2 separate regions of the Homo sapiens genome follow, and region 1 is linked to region 2. Evidence: read pairs that join two places in POLR2A ChIA-PET (ENCODE). Cell type or tissue: K562. All regions are shown on one strand. Links, peaks and the distances in the headings refer to the core of each region. The heading gives the core; the rest is flanking DNA.

Region 1 (10,135 bases), core at 2,537-6,536, 430 kb before region 2:
CTTTGCAATGCTGTCCAGTCCAGCGGATAGAATCAGGCAGGTTTCACATGCTGGTCCAGCTGTTGACCCTGAAGACACTCTCCTCCCTGGCCTCTTTGGGGCTCTGAGGGGTCGGGGTCTTAGGAAGTTAGTGACCTTGTGGAGTAAGCAGCACTCAAGAGTCAGAGTTGATAAGTCCAGAATTAGATGTGTGAGGATGGAGTTAAAGTTCTAGACAGTGTAAGTGCGTTTGCTACTGAAAATGAAATGAAAATCCTACTAGCTGATCTTCTGCCATACGCCAGGCACTTTCTGACATGTTTTATCTGTCATCTCCTGGAGTCCTCCTCACCATTGAAAGGAACAGACTCTCGCTGTTCTCATGCTGGATCTGTGGTGCGGAGATTGGCCGGGGGTCAGCTTACTTAGGTCTCGGTGCTAGGGAGCAGCAGAGGTTGCCGTCAACCCAGCCGGGGCTGACCCCAGAGTCCCCGCTCCTCGGTGCTACTAGGCTATCCATTGCACTTCCTTTACTAAGCAGTGGCCTGTCTGCATTACTCCTGGACGGTTTAACACAATTTCTTTTCCCTTCTAAAGAAATTTGAACTCTGACTCCTCTTACCTGCATCTTCTTTCTTAAGCATCCTGCCTGGGATAAGGAATTCCCAATTAGAATTTCTCTTTTTATTCTTTGCAGACTTCAATGAAAGTGTTTTCTAAGGTCATGTAGAAGCCACCCCAACCAAGCCTAATATTTCTTATTTTCTCTTTTAAATTTGAATTTCCAGGCCCGATAAAAGTGAAGGATGTAATAGATCGTGGCCCTTCAATTTAGAAGAGATTAAGGTATTGACTTTTAATTATATTTCTACTGCAGAGTGTTGACCTAGATTAACTCTTTTCTTCACAAGCGTACCTTCAAAGTCATCTTTAAAATTAAGGGGTCATGAATGTATTCACCAGGATTGAGCCCTTGCTGCTGTTTTAGTAAGTATTGTTATCTCGACCCCACAAATTACACCAATTGACCTTTTCCCTCTCCTCCCCTCCCCTGCCCTGTGCCCAAGCCACTGCATGAGGGGCCTGAGCGAGGGGCTCCGACCGGAGCAAGCCCTGACACTCCCCCATGCCAGACCTGTGCAGATCCTGACGCTCGCCCGCCAGCCCCGCCTCGTCCCAGGCCCCAGGACTTCTGGGTCAGATGACCGACGTGGGAATCTGGTCGGTGTGCCATATCGCCAGGCATCTCCAGACAGCTGAGGCTCAGAGAGCACAGGCCTGGGGCCGTCCTATCTGGTGGATGGGTTTCTGAGCAGGTGGACATGCTGGGCCTTTCCAGTACAAGAGCTTGATTAAAGAAAACTCACAGGGCGGGAATTTATTAGAGATACTAGCAGAGGCGTTCCTTTGAGATACCCGTACCTTATATGTCATACGGAGTCTTCACTCACACACACGCCCTCATCTTTCCTTAGGGGTGCCAACAGTTCCTGTGTGTAACCAGTATATACCAGGGTAACTGGACCTGGACCCCAGGGAGGGGGTGGTAACTGAGGCCTTCTTTAAAACGTGTGGTAGCATTGAAGGCTTGCGGGAGTTGTGGGTCTTTCCTAGGAATGGTACATTCCCCAAGGTCATTAGTTGCAAATCCATCACAAGTTCTTTTTTTCTTTTCTTTTCTTTTTTTTTTTTTTTTTGAGACAGAGTTTTGCTCTTGTTGCCCAGGCTGGAGTGCAGTGGCGCAATCTTGGCTCACTGCAACCTCCACCTCCCGGGTTCAAGCAATTCTCCTGCCTCAGCCTCCTGAGTAGCTGGGATTACAGGCATGCGCCACCATGCCCGGCTTATTTTGTATTTTTAGTAGACATGGGGTTTCCCCATGTTGGTCAGACTGGTCTCGAACTCCTGACCTCAGGTGATCCACCTGCCTCGGCCTCCCAAAGTGCTGGGATTACAGGTGGGAGCCACCGCGCCCAGCCCACAAGTTCTAATCCATATGGAATTGTTTTCTTTTTCCTCCCCGTGAAGACCTTCAGTGGGATGAGCCAAGAGGCTGGGGACTGCCGTGAGACTTAGAAGGGACACCCCAGAGCCTGGTGCTGTCTCTAGCTCCTCACACAGACTCTCCTCCTCTCCTCCGGGACTCACTGCAGGGAATGGTTTCTGGGGAGGCGTGATGAAGAGGCCACTTCAGGATACATTGAGTTTGAAGTGCCCTTGAGACCTCCAGGGGGTGACATAGAGGATCTTCAGGGTCAGAGGAAAGGTGGCTTTAGGCATAGTTAGCATGAGGATGGTGAATCAAAATGACAGGTGTGGGGATGGACATGGGTCTGTGGACATGGATGGGTGAGGAGTCAGGGCCGACAGGTGTGGACGTGGGTGGATGAGGGGGCAGGGCTGACAGGTGTGGACGTGGATGGGTGAGGGCAGGGCTGACAGGTGTGGACGTGGGTGGGTGAGGGCAGGGCTGACAGATGTGGACGTGGGTGGGTGAGGGCAGGGCTGACAGGTGTGGACGTGGGTGGGTGAGGGCAGGGCTGACAGGTGTGGACGTGGGTGGGTGAGGGCAGGGCTGACAGGTGTGGACGTGGGTGGGTGAGGGGGCAGGGCTGACGGATGTGGGTGGGCTAAGGGGACAGCGCTGACAGGTGTGGGCCTGGTGGGCAGAGGGGACAGTGCTGGTGGAGCCCCGTGTTAACAGCCAGGTGGAAAGGGGCATGTGTGCCTGCAGCTGGGAAAGGCGGAAACCCAGGAGTGGAGAGATTTGAGAAGAGGCACCGTAGGACTGCATATCCCCGGGGGGTCCAGGACAGGAAAGCTGAAATGCTTTTTGAGTGGGGGCGTGGGTGGGTCGTGGGTCTGTGGTGGTGTGAGCCGCTGCTCCTCAGAGTAGTCCTGGCTTCCTTGTTGTGTAGCAGTAGGAACACCTTTGCATTGTCCCAAACGGAAGTAGCCCAATTTGCACACTCAATCATATCGTGCCCTAGGACATCTCGGAGAGCTGATGGGGCTGAAGCCAGCATGGTGGGGCAGGAGAGGTGGGGTGGGGGGCTGGAGGGGAAGAGGAGGGGGACAGAGCTGCGCCCACACAGGCAGGGGCTGTGGGGTAGGGGCTGAGTTACAAATGGGCTGAGAAAAGGACCCTCATATAGGGTGCTGGAAAACAGGAGAAAGGGAAGGAAAGTGAAGTTATCCGAAGTTTGTTAAGCACCTTTTTACTGACCTTTTTGGGGTTTTTTTGGTGTAGAGGGTGTGTAGAAATAGAAAAGTAAACTCCAGTTCTGTTGGATTTAGCGCGACTGGTGCCCAGGCTGCCCAGCTCACACAAGCTCTTCTCTGGGAAAAGGAGAGCTTGTCCTTTGTTTGTTTGTTTGTTTTAACTGATGGTTTCGTTTTGTTTTTTTTTAAGATGGAGTCTCACTCTGTCGCCAGGCTGGAGTGCAGTGGCGCAATCTCGGCTCACTGCAACCTCCGACTCCCTGGTTCAAGCGATTCTCCTGCCTCAGCCTCCTGAGTAGCTGGGATTACAGGCATGTGGCACCGTGCCCAGCTAATTTTTGTATTTTTAGTAGAGACAGGGTTTCACCAGGTTGGCCAGGATGGTCTCGATCTCCTGACCTCGTGATCCGCCCGCATCGGCCTCCGAAAGTGCTGGGATTACAGGCGTGAGCCACCGTGCCCGGCCAATGTTTTTAGAACAGTTATAGGTTTACAGAAAAATTGGATGGAGATTACAGACAGTTCACTCCCTTCCCCCTCAACTCTCCCAATCATTAACATCTTCTATAGTGTGTTACATTTGTTACAATTAATGAACTGATACTGATACTTTATTATTAAATAAAGTTTAGCATTAACATTAGGGTTTACTCCTGTGTTGTGCGGCTTTGGACAAATGCAGGAGAGCAAGTCCCACCCAGTGTGCTCTGGAGCAGCCGCTGGCCCTAAACCCCCTGAGCCATACCTCCCCTTCTTCCTCCCCTTGAACCCCCAAGCAACCGCGAATCTCATTCCTGTCTCTTAAGACTACCTTTTCCAAATTGTCACGTCGTTGGAATCATACAGTATGTAGCCTCTGCAGACTGGCTTCTTGCACTTAGCAATGTATGTTTGCAGTTCCTCCAGTGTCTTTTCATGACTCGACGGCTCATTGGTTTTTGTTGCTGAAAATATTCCATTGTTTGGATGTACACTTTATCCCTTCACCTATAACAGCTTGTATTTTCGTGTGCAGTTTTATGATTACTCAAATTGCACTTGTAGATATATCTTAACAAACACTTCATACAAAATAAGCATAGGATTATTTTATTCACCAAAGTATTGTTAATTAGCAGAGCTCAATTCTTTGGTGTCAGTTTATCAAATTTACCTTCTAGGTTTTGAGTTTATTATTAAGAACCTGCGTAGACTTATTTTATTTTTTAATGCATAGGATCTTTTGCCAGAAATGAGGGCATACTGGCCTGACGTAATTCACTCGTTTCCCAATCGCAGCCGCTTCTGGTAAGTCCCAGCCTCTGATTGCTGTCTTGATTACTGTCTGAGCGGGTGTGGGGAGCGTGATGAATCGCTAGAAGTGGAAACTGTGTGGGAAGCAAGATAACAGAATCTGTCTTCTGGGGCTGAGCAGTTTGAACAACCTTTTATGAGATATGATTCTGTTACGGCATTTTTGGTGCCTTTCTCCAATGTATAAAAAATTGAAAGCAAGTGGAATTTACCATATAAGCCTGTTTTCTAACCTGTATGGTATTTATTACTTTGCTTTAAAACTTTTCTCGGCCAGTCACAATGGCTCGTGCCTGTAATCCTAGCACTTTGGGAGGCTGAGGCGGGTGGATTGCTTGAGCTGAGGAGTTTGAGACCAGCCTGGTAACATGACAAAATGCCACCTCTACCAAAAATTTAAAAGGTCAGCTAGATGTGGTATTGTGCGGCTGTGGTCCCGGGAGATCAAGGTTGCAATGAGCTGTGATCAGCTGGGGTGATAACTAGCCTAGGTGACAGGGTGAGACCCTGTCTCAAAAACAAAATAAAGATACAAATTTTCTCTTCTGAGGCTTAACAAAGTCCAATGCTTGCATATCTAAGAATTAGTCCATATCAGACAGGAGAGAATATTTCTTAAGGAAATTGTGCTCCTGTCTTCAAATACATTAAGAAAAAAGAGACCAGGCACAGTGGTTCACACCTGTAATCCCAGCACTTTGGAAGGCCAAGGCAGGTGGATCACTTGAGGTCAGGAGTTCGAGACCAGCCTGGCCAACATGGCAAAACCCCATCTCTACTAAAAATACAAAAATTAGCTGGGCATGATGGCGTACGCTTGTAATCCCAGCTACTTGGGAGGCTGAGGCAGGAGAATCAATTGAATTCAGGGGATGGAGGTTGCAGTGAGCCGAGATTGCACCACTGTACTCCAGCCCGGGCAACAGGGCAAGATTCCATCTCAAAAAAAAAAAAGAAGATGTCTTCTAAAATGATGATCTCATGCCTATGACTTAGGGAGGAGAGAAAGTGAGACTTAGCATGTGAGGCTGAGACCTCAGTCATAGTGAAGCACCTTTAAGTTCAGCAGAAGCTAAGCCTAGGGCATAAACGCCATGTTGAATTCAAGATAGCTTTTAAAATCCTGGCTTTTTTAAGAACATAAAGTTAAATTCCTTGTATTAACATTATATTAACTGAAGGTAATTATTTTCTCTATCCCACTTCAATATTGCAATTTATAATTCAGATTACAACCCATCAAATTTTAGGTGGGAAGATTAACCTAGAAATATTTTTGTGTATAATTTTCAGGAAAATTAAAAGTTAAGTTTAGAAGAAAGCTTTTGAAAACAAAATGAAATGGAAGTGATGTCCCCCTTTCTGGTTCATCGGTGTGGCAGTGAAGTGGCCTTAGGATTCATGGACCCTCAGTCTGTGCGTTGAATCACCCTTGAAAATTCGGGTGGTGAATGGTTCAGGTCTCAGTCACCTGTTCTGCACAGCCTGTGTTCTAGAAAATTATTTCAAAATAATGGCCATGATAAGTTGGAATGGAAGAAGATAGGAAAAAAAATTATATGTCACTTCACAGTGTACTTCAGATGATGAGTTTATGGTAACTGAGTTATGTGAAAGAGAATTTTTCCAGTTGTTACAATGTTCCATGATAGAGTCTGTCAGATTTTAGCTAAATGGCTTAAAATAAATCAGCAAACATGCAAAGGCCTTCAGTGAGCTGGGTCTTGAGCATTTAATCAAAACAGTGTGGGCACAGTATGCATTTATTTTTGGGCTCTGATAAAGGCAAGATGACTTACTTTAAATTTTCAGGTTGATAGTTGAATTACACACTTAAAAAACTGGTTCTAAATGAAAAAGATAAATCTCACACACAAATTAATATTTATATTTTTGAGTGCTCCTAAATACAAAATATCAGCTAGGGAGGAGCTCCTGTCTGGGCTGTGTCACCCAGTCCTGTGCCTATCACTCAAGTCACCTGACTAACTCCATGGGGGTTGGCCTCTGGCTTCTCCACCTCTGCTCCTTGGGCAGGGGAAGGTGTCACAGCACTGCTGTGGAATGTGTCTTTGGGCATAACCAGCCCCGAGGACTGGCTGCCTGTTGTGGCCGAGCGGGCTGGGTGACAGTGGGTGGGTGAGCCTGGGACATCCGCTCCTGGCTGCATCTGCTCTTGGTGGGTGAGTCAGGGTGTCTCTCAGCACAGAGGGCAACACGCTGAGTCACTTCGCATTGGTGACTGACCGTTCTGATGCTTAAAAAAAAAAGGTCCAGTCCAAATGAAGTGTGAGTGAATGCTGTGAGCTCCATGAATATCAATCTATTTCCAACATCTGTTGAGTTAAGCTTGCTCCAGGAATAATGATGGCTGACATTTACTGTTTATTGTGAGCCAGGAACTGTTTTCATTCATGTGGAAGGGCTCAGCACACCTCATCTCACCTGCAGAATTACCCCTGTTTTATAGAAACTAAGTCACCTGGAATTCAGGTTACATTTCAATTAGTTTAAAATAATCTCCTTTTTCTACCTTATAGGATATAGGAAGTTATCAGGTAATTTGCTCTGGAAAGGCTTCTAGATGAAGACAGTTACTCATCCACTTTCATCGTTCCTGTTTTCAACTTTTCATCATTTTCTGAGAGTTAAATCAATAGGAATTATTTAAAACTAGTATTTTGGATGAATTTTGCCAGTGAATTAATGCACATTTAGATTGTGTTTTTAAGACTGCATATAAGTGCTTTATAAGTGGTTGCATGAATGTTATTTATTAAAACTTCATGAATTCATCACCAATAAAGCTGAGGAAATCTGATTCCCATTTTGTCTTTTCATGCTAAAGATGATAAACATCTGATGACACGCCAGTCATTCTGAAGGTGGCTGTCAATCTCGTCAGCAGTTGATTGGATGACAGCCCAGTGCAGTGGGAAGGGCGCTGACCTTGGACTTGAGCGTGGCCTTCAAGGGCAGGCTCTGAGTGACCTTCAGCAAGTCCCCTGGCCCTTCTGGGCTTCCATTCCCTGTCTGTAAACTAGCAGTGATATTTCCGCCTTGCAGAGTTTTGAGAACCAAACGAAGAACGTGAAAGATTTTTGTAAACCTTTAATCTGCAGTAAAATATCAGGAATCATTCTCAGTGACCACATTTTTCTGGAATACAAATTGCTGTTCACGTGCAGCCCTTTAGTTATAGGCTATTCAGTTGTTCTTATTGTCCTCTATGTAGAATGGATGCTTAAACTATAATTTGTAGAAGCTGAAATGGAAAATGGGCCTGAGGTGTTTCCTGGTAATTAGCTGTCCTGCCTTTCCATGGCTGGTTGCTTAGAAATGACAGTTTGTGCCACTCTGCGAAATTCCCTGACTGCAAAGCACCCACTCACTGCAGGAGACCACACGTTGCTTTGTGAATCAGTGGGGGTTGGGGCAGCAGCATGTTCTTTTTTCTCAGCTTTGATTTGTTGTTAATTGAGCAAGCTGTAATTGTAGACGTGAACTGAAACTGATTATTTAATCGTGGGGGATTGAAATAATTGCCTATGTTGCAAATAAGGAATTTTATCCTTCCTACTTTGTAAAAGAAATGACATGCCTACCACATGGGAATAGTCTGTGCTGAGAGAAAACATGCTTGAGCATTTTAATTGGGAATCAGTTTCATTACTTTTTTTTTGAGATGGAGTTTGTCTCTTGCCCAGGCTATAGTGCAATGGCATGATCTTGGCTCACTGCAACCTCTGCCTCCCGGGTTCAAGCGATTCTCCTCCTCAGCCTCCTGAGTAGCTGGGATCTCAGGCACCTGCCACCACACTCGGCTAATTTTTTTGTATTTTTAGTAGAGACAGTTTCACCATGTTGGTCAGGCTGGTCTCAAACTCCTGATCTCAGGTGATCCACCCCCTTCAGCCTCCCAAAGTGTTGGGATTACAGGCATGAGCCACTGCACGCAGCCTGTTTCACTACTTTTAAGTGGAGATTTTTCCTAATCCTCACAGGAAGCATGAGTGGGAAAAGCATGGGACCTGCGCCGCCCAGGTGGATGCGCTCAACTCCCAGAAGAAGTACTTTGGCAGAAGCCTGGAACTCTACAGGGAGCTGGACCTCAACAGGTGGGTGCGCCCTTCCCCCGGCTGCACTTCCCAGTGGGGATCTCTGCTGTCGCCCAAGCCTGACAGCTGGATCCAGGGGAGTGGGTGTAGACCTCACTGCCCTCCAGCAGCTTCTGCATGTGCACTATTCGGCTACTGGGATCATTCCTGAGGAATGTTCTGAGCCTACCAAGCCTTTCCAGATCATTCTACATCACGATCACACAGAGTGGGTGCAGAGTATTGGGATGCCCATCTGGGCACCATCTCATCATCAGAGTCGGCCATAGGGAAAACGAGGACTCCAACCAGCATGTGCCGTTCTCAGCCATGATTCCTGATAAAGGATAGTGCATTAATAAGTCGTTTCCTTAGAAAGACGGAAACTCTGGAAGTCTGTAGGTCTTTGCCGCAGAACTCCTGGAACAAGCAGGCAGGAAAGAGATGTGGGCCAGGGTTCTTTAAGCCCCAGAAATGACCCCAACCTGCCTAAATCGTCCCTGCCTGCCCTCACCTCTATTCTTGAGAAGTGGAATACGTTGTCCCACTTGAGCCAGTTGACTTGTAAAGCAAAGTGCCTTCTGAGCGCCACACCGAGCCCACTCACTGTCCGAATCTGGTTGCTAGAGAGCCAGGGTGTGCCCTTACCTCTCCGTCGGGACGTTTCAGGGTGTCAGCGTCTTAGCTGCTCTCACTGACCTTCATCATAAGAGGTCATAATAAACCAGTGAAGTCGTGAAAAACATGACAGGCAATTGCACAGCCTCTGTGTTGCTGCTTTTGGAATTCACGCAGCTTGTTTTAGAGCAATTCTCCTTCAAATCAGAATAATACCAGGAGCCTTAGCTAATCAGCTGTATTTAAGGTTTCTGAATCAAAACTGCTTAAAAGATGAATAAACCTCCATTGCTTATCTAGACATGTGCTTTGCCTCCTCAACGTACAAAATCGTCTCACACAGATGGTCTCCTGTGTCATCTGATGAAACGCAGTCTAACAGCTGCAACTTGGGTGGGATAGAGCTCAGGCACTGATAGAAGAGGGGCTTGGCACGGTTAGCGGGGATCAAGATTACATCAAAGAATGCCCTGTGAATAAACTTCTTTAAAAATCACCTCCCAGAGCGCGTGGCATTAGGTGTGCCTTTTCATCCTGGTTCTGACACTAACTAGTTGTACAATTTGTGTATCTAACCTCTAGCTCTTTTTTCCATGCTGTGAAATAAATGGATAGGTTGCCCTCAACCCTGAAGTCTCTTCCAGCTCTTAAAATCTGCACTACCAGGTATATACACTAAGAAACGTACACAGACCTATACACTTTGATTTGTATATAGTTTGTGTATATAATTTGATCTATGTAATTTAATCTTAGGTTTTTAATAAAGGAAGCATTGCTTTCTTGCAGTAAGAGCAATATTTTAGGAAACATTTTCTCACCTAACAAATGTAGCTAATTAGCTGTTCAGAAATCATTATGGGCCATGTGTGGTGGCTCATGCATGTAATCCCAGCACTTTGGGAGGCTGAGGTGGGTGCATCACC
Region 2 (10,135 bases), core at 4,785-8,784:
GCCCCAGGATTTATTTTCCTTTCACAGAGACATTCTTTGTAACATTTTCCCTGTGAATCATTTTGCTTTTCCTCCCTACATTCATTCTCCTCTGCTGCAGAGCCAGGGTAGTAGATACAAGAGCTCCATTCGGCAATCTCCAGCTTGTGTTGAGAGCATCCTAATGACGTCACGCCGATGCTGATATGAGATTTTGCCCTTCAGAGTGTCCTCTCTGGTGCATAACTGCAGTCATGGTTAATAAAACAAGCTCTCTTCTTTTTATCTACATCAGGAACTATTTTTTCAAGAATGAATGGATAAAATGTTTTAATAAGAAAGTATATCAGAGCTTCTAAAAGTCACACCAAGGGGTTACAGAGATGCTGACTTCACTCACCCACCACATCACAGACCCAGCTGCGGGCCCCTCCCGGGGGATGAGCGATGTCCTCATCACATCGTCCCTGATGAATCGGCCATGAGTCATGCAACTCCACCAGCGGCCTCCTGCAGTCCCCACCTGGTGGACTGTCTTGAGCATCTGCTGCCACCAAACACTTCTTTCACATTTCCTGATTTCTCTGTCTGTCTCCTCCAGGTCTTCCCACTGTGGACCACATCATGGTGCATCCTCTCTCCCTCCTTCCCCAGAACAACAGTAACCCTACCGAGGTCCTCACCATGGTTCTACTCTCATCCTACATATCCTCCAGTGGTCCTTGGGCACCCTTGGCTGCTGCTGTGGGGTGGGCGTTCGCATCTGTATTTCCAGCAAAGCTCCAAACCAAGTCTTTTCCTGAGCCCTGCATGTCCCCAGCACTCAACAGGCCGAGAATGCAGGTGGCCTCTTCTCTCCCTGCCCACCACCTGACTTCTCTCCTGGCTAATTTCTCCACCAGTCGCCCAGGCAGAGGGCTAGGATGATGCAGCTCCCTTCTTTTTATTCTCAGCAGCTGAGAGGTCCTGAGGTCTCAGTTCTCCCTCCTCCAGGCCAGATCTGTCCCTCTGCAGGGCTGGATAGCAGTATCCTTTTGCCCCATTCTAGCCACGTTGTCCATTCCAGCCATGTTGCTATTGCATCCTCCACATGACCTCTTAAATCTAGAGGCCCTAAACATGTGCTGTGTGAAAGTCCTGTCCATGGTCTCTTGGCTCCCCAGGCCCCCATGTCCCTGCCCGCAGGCCTCATCAGTGTGGCACTGCAGCTCTGTGCGCCAGCCCACTGGCATCCCTGAGGGTACCCCAGCTGCCACCCTACAGGGCCATCCCTTGGCCTGTATCCTCCTGCCCAAGCACCTGGAGGCTCCCGGGTCCCCTGTAAGGCTTAGCCCCTCCTCTGTGAAAACCTCCCAGGCTGTTTCCAGTTCCCCCAGCATGCACAGGTCCCCCAGCACACAAGAGGTGGGACTGGTCACCCTCTGGTGGCCCCTTGCTGCCATCACCACAGGGCATCTCCCCACTGGGCTCTCACTTCCTGGAGGGCAGAGCCTGCCTCTTCACATTCCAAACACCTGGCACAAAGAAGACTGAGAAGTAGTGATGGGAAAGGAGTGGGCCAGGAGAAGAGGTGGGGGAGGAAGGAATTTGAGGCCAAGCGGCAAGAATTGTGACCTCACCATTCAGCTGTCTGATTTGCAAAAGGGCTAGGAAGACCGAGCCTACCTTTGCTCCCACATCTCCCCACAATCCGCGATCCTATGGCCTATTTTCCAGTTCACCTACATAGAGAAGAAAAACTACTCTGACCAGCACGCAGAATCCAGATCACTAAGACATGAACTCACAAATGATAAACAGGAGCGGGTGCAAGACTAAATTCTGCAGGAGAGCCTTCTGAAAATGTTTGCACACAATGACTACAATCAGAAAGGAAGAAAAGAATCTCTAAACTCCGGGGTCATTACTCTAGAGAGAAAATCATAGCCAGGGGTACAAAATTGTATTCTTTGAAAGTGTTCTGCGCTATCCTGGCTTCTGAACACAGTGCTCCACTTTAACGACTGGGACAGTGGTTTCCATTCATGGCCCCTCTCATTAAATCTCCTTCAGCCCAGGTTGCTTGCTTCCCCCTTTTCCTCCCCAGCGTTTGTCTTCTGTGCCACAGTCCATGCTGCCCCTGTGTCCAGTGAGGACAGTGCTCACATGCTGGCTGGGACGTACGCCAGGCCTTCACCCAGTGGAGCGGGGCAGGCAGGGGTCTCCTTCCTCCAGGCTACCAGGAGCTACCTAACTTTAAGCAATACTTTTTACTGCAGTGAGCATGTTTCCTCTTCTGTAAGAACATGGGGTTGAATTGCATGCTCCCCAAGGTCTTTTAAGCAATAAAATCCTGATTCCGTTAGTTGAGGCAGAAGAAGGACCTCCTGTGTCCCCTTGGGCAGAAGTGATAAGCAGTCGCTCCCGCACCCTCCACCTTGGTGTTTTGGTCTCAAGGGATTAGGAACTGCGAGGACCACTGGGGAAGGAGGTGCTGAGGTTTAGGGGAGACACTAGTATCCCCCAGCTCTGCCCACAGCACTGCCTGCTGGGTGCCTACTCGATGCCTGTCTAGACTCTAAGGCAAGCTTGTCCAACCCACAGCTTGTGGGCTACATGGGGCCCAGGATAGCTTTTAATGCAGCCCAACCCAAATTCGTAAACTTTCTTAAACGATTATGAGATTTTTTGTGATGTTTTGAAGCTCATCAGCTATAGCTAGTGTTAGTGTATTTTATGTGTGGCTCAAGACAGTTTTTCCGGTGTGGCCCAGGAAGTCAAAAGATTGGACACCCCTGCTGTAAGGAATGTCACAGGACCACGGTGATGACAAGGGTCTGGGGTTAGAAGAGGGATGGGCAGAGCAGTGGAACAGCAAGGAGAGATCAGAAAAAAAGAAAAAGAAAAAAAGGGGATCTGAGCATATAATAAAGGTGTCACTGCAATGACACCTGAAGCGGCACAGTGTGGGCGGGCCCCGTGTTGTTGTGGCACACACATCACTGCACAGGTTTCTTAGGCAGCCCCAGGAGGGGGAGCCATCTCATCCGGTTTGTATATGAGGAAACCAAAGCCAAGAGTAGGGCACAGTGACACTGACAGTGAGCTGGGTTGCAGGGCCATACACCACGGTCACCACCTGGGCCCCCGGAGACAGTATTACAGACCAAACGGGAAAGCAAAACTGTCCCAACACCAAAGACAAAGGTGGACTTCAGACAGCCTGAATCCTAGGTGTGAGTATTAAAACCAGGAGTTGAGACAGTGAAACTCAGGGACCCAGGAATGAGGAAGGACTTTCTCTTTTTAACTGTGGTAAGACATATATAACATAATATTGATCATTTTAACCATTTGTAAGTGAACAGTTCAGTGACATCAATACATTCACAATGTTGTCCTCACCAATGTTATACCCAAAATCTTTGTATCATCCCAGGTGGAAACAATGACTTCCCATTCTCCCCCTTCCAGCTCCTGTTCACCACGATCCTGCTTTCTGTCTCTCTGATTCTGGCTACTCTGGGCAACTCTTATAAGTGGGATCCTACAATAGTTGTCCTCTTGTGTCTGGCTTATTTCACTTAGCATAATGTCCTGAGGTTTCATTCATACTGTGTGTTAGAATTTTACTCTTTTTTAGAGCTGAATAATATCCCATTGTGTGTGTGTGTGTGTTTGTGTATGTGTGTGTGTATTTACTACAGCATCACATTTTGTTCATCCATCTGTTGATGGACACTTGGGTTGCTTCCTCCTTTTCTGTTGTAAATAATGCTGCCATGAACATGGGTGGATGAACCCGTTCAAATCCATACTTTCAGTTTTTTTGGATGTGTATCCTGTGAGCAGAGTTGCTGGGCTGCATGGTAATTCTACTTCTTTGTAAGGAACTACCAAGCTATTTTCCTCAGTGACTGCACCATTTTACACTGTCATCAGCAATGCATGATGGTTCCAAGTTCTCCACATCCTCCCAGTTTGTAATTTTCTATTTTCTTTTTATTATTGCAGCATTCTTGGTGAAGAATTTCTTAAATAAAACTTTAGCAGTATGTATCACAAGTCCTAAATATGGATAAATTTAAATACCTGGCCCATGATACAATACTGATCATATTTGTCCCAATAGCAATGTTTGAAGAAATTTTCTCCCATCGCTCATGGGGCTGTGTGAGGTCCCGGATACTGCCCTGGGTGTAGCAGCTTGCCCAGGGGAATGCTAAAGCTGTTTTTACTCAAGTGGTGCTCTTTGTTTGTTCATTTGTTTCTGCATCAAAACTAATTACATCTGTATTCCCAGATGGCCACACTTGAGATAGTGTGAGCACTAAGAAGAATATGTAGCTGTTGTAACACACTAAATTCAACAGAAAGTACATGGTCCATGGTTATCTTCATGGAGAGGGAGAGAAGGAATCTTCCTCTTGATTTCCAGTTCCATCAGAAATGTGACCATGGCTGTTCTTTAGCCCTGAATGATTCAGGCAGGGATCACGTATGTATGCTCACACCATTGGATGAAGGATTGTTAGGGAACCCGCAGGTCACTCTATGCCAGATATCAGCCCACAGGTTCTTGTTACAAAGGGACATGAAGACCTTTTCCATGGAGAGATGGTGACCTGCCACCTCAACCACACATCACGTTTAGCATCACACAGAGAGGGTGAGCCCAGCAGGCACCCCCTGATCTGAGGCAGGCTAAAGTACAGGCATCACCTGGTGACCAAAATCATTTAGCCCCAATCTTATCACGCCTCCAGTTTACAAGAAATACAAGAGTTTTAGAAAGCAAATGAGCAACCATCAGACGAACCCAGAATGTGGAACATTCTACAGACGAAAACTGACCTGGACTTCCCAAAAAGTCCACGAAAAAATACAGGGCGAGGGAAATAGGTATGGGACCATTGTCTTCTAGGAGCAAAACAAAGACATTTAACAACCAATATAATTGAACTGGATCCTAGGTCGGGAAAACGACGTGGAGGGGAGGACTGAATATAGATTGGATGTTAGATGTTTCATGGAGTGATTGTTGGCTTTCCTATGTGGCACAGTAGGTGTTAAAGTTATGCTAAGAGACTGTCTTTATTCTTAGGAGACACCTGCACATGCACCTCAGAGTAACATGTCGTGCTGCCTACAATTTTTTGGAGAGCTAGAGATGCATATATATATATATATATATATATATATATATATATATATATATATATATATATATGAGAGAGAGAAAGCAAATGTATTAAAACGTAAGCAGTTGTTAAATCTAGGATTATTGTACAACTTTTTCAAGTTTTGTATATGTTTGAAATTTTTTAATGAAAAGTTGGCGGGAATTATATCTAGTATTTCATGTTCAGTGTTCCTCAGAACTCTTATTTCCTGCCTCATGAAAGCCTTTATCTTTTTACTTTGCAGTTCGGGACCGAGTGAGATCGAAGATGGAGAGAGACATCTTGGCAGAAGTGAATCACCCCTTCATTGTGAAGCTTCATTATGGTAAGTAGAGTCAAAATGACACTTTAAAGAGGACCCAGGGCAACCTTCTCCAGATCAAAGAAAATTGAAAAAGAAATAACAGATCAGAAAGAAGAAAATCTTTCCTATACCATAGAGTCCTGCCCTGCCTGGGGAGGAAGGTGCCTTCTATCCTGATCACTTAATCTCTTCTGTATTTATTTTCTTTGAAAGAGCAAGAAGCCCTGTTTTCATCTCAAAGATCTAATTTTAGATGGGGTATCCATTATTAAATTATTACCATACCATTGATAATTTAGAAGATCTTAACCTAGATTGGGGTGAATCTATGACTTATTTTTGTGTTGTTTTAGAATAAAATACTCTATGACCCAATAATTTCTTTAAACCAGAAATGGTAACACCTCATTTCAAATGAATATCATGTTTAAAGATAGTAGTTCGTTGAACCCTCAAAACTTCTATTCAAGGTAGCTTATTATTTTCATGTTCTGAGGCTCAAATAATTAACCAAAGGCCACATAGCTGCTTTGCCACACAACTTCTCTTCATTTGCTGTCTGCCTTTTTATCCCAACAGAGAAGCAGTAAGTGAAATCTTCAAATTTAAAAAAGATGTGATGAGATGGTGGCTGCAGATTCATGGCTTATTACATTAAACTTTCCCACCTAATAATCCAGATGAGCAAAGTACAGAAGGGAACAGCAACAAAACTAATAGTTTGTTCTTGGTTGCAAAGGGCAAGGTGGTGTGTCGGGGAGGTGTTAGTGAGATTTGCGTGAATCTGAGGACAGGATGAAGGAGGCCTGCAGAAGCTGGGCACACCCTGCTGTTCCTTCTCGGCCGTGGGCAGCGCAGTTGCAAACCTCTACCTCCCGGCAGAGGAGGCTGCAGAGGCTGGCTTTCCAAAACTCTGCCCCCTCCGCTGCTGCCAAGTGGCTGGTGTCAAGTCCCATCCCACGTGTCATTTACATTACTTGCTAGGGTGCTTTTCTGAAGAAATTGAGAACTGGGTGTCCTACAAAGAGCTTTAAACAGACCTCCACATCACCTCAGTGGTGACCCAGCACCTCCACCTGCCTGCCAAGCCCAGGATGGAGCATTTAATGCACACTCAGTTTACACAGTCCTGGCAGAGGGCTTTCTAGCTGGGGGCTATGTTTCTAAAACCCCCACATTTATGATGCTTCTAGCATTTACTTTTAGAAAATAAAACGTTTTCTAGTATGCAGGGATATTGGGATCCCTTCCAGCCACACTTCCTTTGTAGATAAAAAAGATGCCACGCGGTGCCTCACCAGTGCCACTGCAGCAACCATCGTCACAGCAGCGATGGTGACGGGCTTCTCTAGACCCTCCCGTGCTCATGCGCCCGCTCAACAGAGGCAGGCCCTTGCTGAGTGTGGGCAGGAGCTGTGTAGCCTGCCTGTGGCCTGAAACAGAAAGTCTGCAGTTATAGCTCACAGTGACCAGACCTAGGACGTGAGCCCCATTGTTGATGTTCAAATAACTGGGCTGACCTATCACCAGAACTGCCTCAAGAGAGGAAGGCAAGCGGGGGGCTCCCTGGTACCAGAGTGGAGTTCTGTAAGAAGAAGGCACTTCCATAGGACGGAAAGGACATGTCCTCCAAACCCACCAGAGCCATCTTCAGGCTGCTCACTAATGCATTACGACAAAAGCCAGCAACGATACCAGCTTAAATATTCACATCTTTCTCCCCGTGTATCTTTCAATTCCTTTGTGATTAAAAAAGGGAGGGAGGGGAGAGGAAAGAAAGATGAAAGAAATCTCAAGGCCCCCTAACGACAGTGAGAGAGGGGCAGCGCTCACAGTGTCAGACCCCCTCTGCCGGGTGCTGCCCCTCTGAGCTGGTCACCAGCCGGGGTCCTGCCGTTTCTCAAGTGACTCAGCCTCCCGGAGTAAGCAGCACCGTGAGCAGGGAGAAGCCAGAGAGCGATGTTGCCACAGGACATTCGACAAGCTGTCAAAATGCGGGTCTCTGTCCCCCACAGCCTTTCAGACGGAAGGAAAGCTCTACCTGATCCTGGACTTCCTGCGGGGAGGGGACCTCTTCACCCGGCTCTCCAAAGAGGTGAGCAGCCGCCACATCACACAGGAGGGCGGGCAGGAGCTTCTGTCTGGGACTCGAGGGGAGGAGGGGTGGAGAGCATTGAGAGGACGTGAGCACGTGCGAGAGTGCGTGTGTGTGTGTGGGGGTGTGTGCATGTGTGAGTGTGTGCAAGAGTGCGTGTGTGGGAGAGGTGTACATGTGTGAGTGTGTGCAAGTGTGCATGATGTGTGGTGGGGGGTTGCGAGACTGCATGTGCATGTGTGGGGTTTGCATGGGGGCTGTGTGAGTGCATGTGCGTGATGTGTGGGGTGTGTATGTGTTTGAGTGCGTGTGTGGGGGGGTGTGCGTGGTGTTTGGGGTTGTGTGTGCATGGTGTGTGGGAATGTGAGTGTGTGTGCATGTGGGGTGTGCATGTGTCATGTGATAAGTGTGTGGTATGTGTGTGATGTGTGCTGTGTGTATATGTCAGGCGTGTGATTTGTGGTGTATGTGATGTGTGCTGTGTGTGATGGTGTGTGTGCTATGTGTATATGTGGGGGTGTGTTTGGCATGCTGTGTGCATGTGTGGGGTTGGTGTGCGTGGTGTGTGCTATGTGTGGGGTGTGTGGTGTGCTTTGTGCATGTGTGCATATGCAGGGTGTGTGTATGTGTGGGGTGTGTTTGTGTGTGGGTGTGTGTGTGCTATATGTGGTATGTGTGGTATGTGCTTTGTGTGGTGTGGGGTGTCTGTGTGTTTGACATCCTGTGTGCCTATGTAGGGTGTGTGTATGTATGAGTTGTGTGTGTGTGCTGTATGTGGTATGTGTGGTGTGTGCTATGTGTGATGTGGGGTGGGTGTGTGTGTGTGTGTGTGTGTTGGGTGTGCTGTGTGCATTGCTGCCTGGTTCTAAGGAAGCTGCACAAGTGGCCCTAGCAATCGTCCCAGGTGGCCCTGGCAGCGCCCCTGCAGCTCTGGGACCATAAGTCACGCTGTTGACCTCCCAGCTAGCGCAGATGGAAGGCGCAGGTCGGTGGGTAGGAGCGGCTGGGAAAGACTCTCACAGGGTCTCACTTTCCATCCTGGGAAGAGGGAGGGAAGAGGGAGGTACTGCTAAGCCGGCTGAACATTGGGGCTGTTCGGGAGCATCGGGTGTGGTCTTCGCACGCCACCTTTGTCTCACAGCCGCTACTGCACACCCCAGGGCTTCTCCTTGACCTCCAGTGCCTTAGGTAGGAACCCTCCAGGATGCAACTTCACTGCACCCTGAGAGCCCCGTGGCCCTGATTGACGTGAAAAGCACCCCGCTTCATGGGATGGCAAAAGGCAGATTCTGCCCATGGCAGTGCCAGTGCCGGGCTTTCCGTTCTGACGATCCTGCTTGTTCATCTCTTATACAAAGGAGTGGCCGAGGTGCTTTCACAGCAACAGTGGCCTTCACACCCCCCACTCCCTTTTCCCCACCTTCCCCCTTTTCAGCAGGAGACCCCGCTGTCTTGCACAAAGCCCCAAATGAACAGTAAACCAAGGCAGAGCTGCTCCTGAATCGGGCGCAAAGGGTCCCAGAGACCATGGCTGCCCTGTCCCTCTGCGTCCAGCAGTCCCTTGGACAGTGGTGCACGTTTCTGTGGGGCTCCTTGCATGGAGGAAAAACAGTGGGCCGGGAGAACCTGATCCAAGCTCTACACAAAGGCCTTTGGGAACTGGCGTCTGGCCCCTTCCTTTGCCTCCTGCTGTGTGGCCATTTCCAAAGATGCTGGAGCCTGGTGTCTGCCCATTCCTCATGTGGTATCATCTGTTGGTTTGTCCACTCCCCTCTCATCCACAGGGAGTCAGTCCATTTGGGGTCCAGTTTTGTCCAGCAGCTGCTATGACACGCCTGTGGTTGGGCCCCCTGACCAAAAAGACAACAGTAATCAGCAAAAAGTCCTGCAGCTCCCCACGTGGGAATGTGTGCCTCCCCCGAGGGCCTTCATTTCGGAGTAGGAGGGAAGTTGTCCAGGGCGGGCACCACAGATTCGTGGAGTTGCTGGGAACCTGCGGAAAGTCTTTTCCTTGGGTCCTCATTCAGCAAGTATGGGGTCCAGCATCTTATGGGGACCGTCGCTGTGCCGGCGAACCTGCAGAACTCACCTTGGGTCGTCATTTAGCAAGTACGGGGTCCAGCATCTTACGGGGACCATCGCTGTGCCGGTGAACCTGCAGAACTCACACCGTGAGGTGTTCCCTTTCTATGGAGAAACTTCCTGCTATTGTCCTTGGGGGTTACACTAAGAGCTAGGGGAGTGGAAAGACAGGTTTGCCTCTGAGCCCTAAATTGTACACAAAACCCATGGTGGGCCACGTGTGGATATGTCAAGTCAGAGGAAAGAACCAGGCCACTAGCAGAACGTGCTGTCAGTCAGTCCACTGAGCACCTTAACCGATCTAGAAAAGAAACATACATCCGGGAAAGGCGCTGGCCAAGCGTGGAATGGAGGACGGGGACTCGGGGGGCCGGTGGGTGGCTGGCACCCACCAGTCACTGTCAGGATGCAGAGCCTGCGTGTCCAGCCCTGTGGAAGAACCCCCTGTGTGAAGCGGGTGCCCGGCTGTCGGCCTGACGCCACTCACCGTTCAGGTCCCCTGGCTGCCCTTCT

The links. ChIA-PET counts read pairs that join two places held together with the same protein. Peaks named below come from ENCODE experiments on the same cell type or tissue, not always from the same donor. Only the 100,000 strongest peaks of a DNase experiment are listed, where the experiment ranks them.
Region 1: POLR2A ChIA-PET joins it to region 2 with 5 read pairs; 2 of 35 experiments call an interaction of 5 or more read pairs at or near these places.

What each region holds. Positions count from the first base shown.
Region 1 is chr6:166,937,372-166,947,506 of GRCh38, reverse strand. RNASET2 (ribonuclease T2) reads left to right here. Exons shown (of 9, transcript NM_003730.6): 4 at 768-825; 5 at 4,418-4,488; 6 at 8,499-8,612. It also overlaps the pseudogene LOC105378119. Among named protein-coding and RNA genes, the nearest start is that of RNASET2, 14 kb to the left of the region's middle. RefSeq lists an enhancer at 6,112-6,612. In K562, for the core only: no CTCF peak of the experiment used is centred there; a DNase peak (open chromatin) is centred at 4,526.
Region 2 is chr6:166,505,608-166,515,742 of GRCh38, reverse strand. RPS6KA2 (ribosomal protein S6 kinase A2) reads left to right here. Exons shown (of 21, transcript NM_021135.6): 4 at 5,386-5,466; 5 at 7,461-7,540. MIR1913 (microRNA 1913) reads left to right here and starts at 6,310; the gene lies at 6,310-6,389. RefSeq lists enhancers at 7,727-8,666, 8,667-9,607. In K562, for the core only: a CTCF peak has its summit at 8,672; no DNase peak of the experiment used is centred there; H3K27me3 peaks cover 2,738 bases.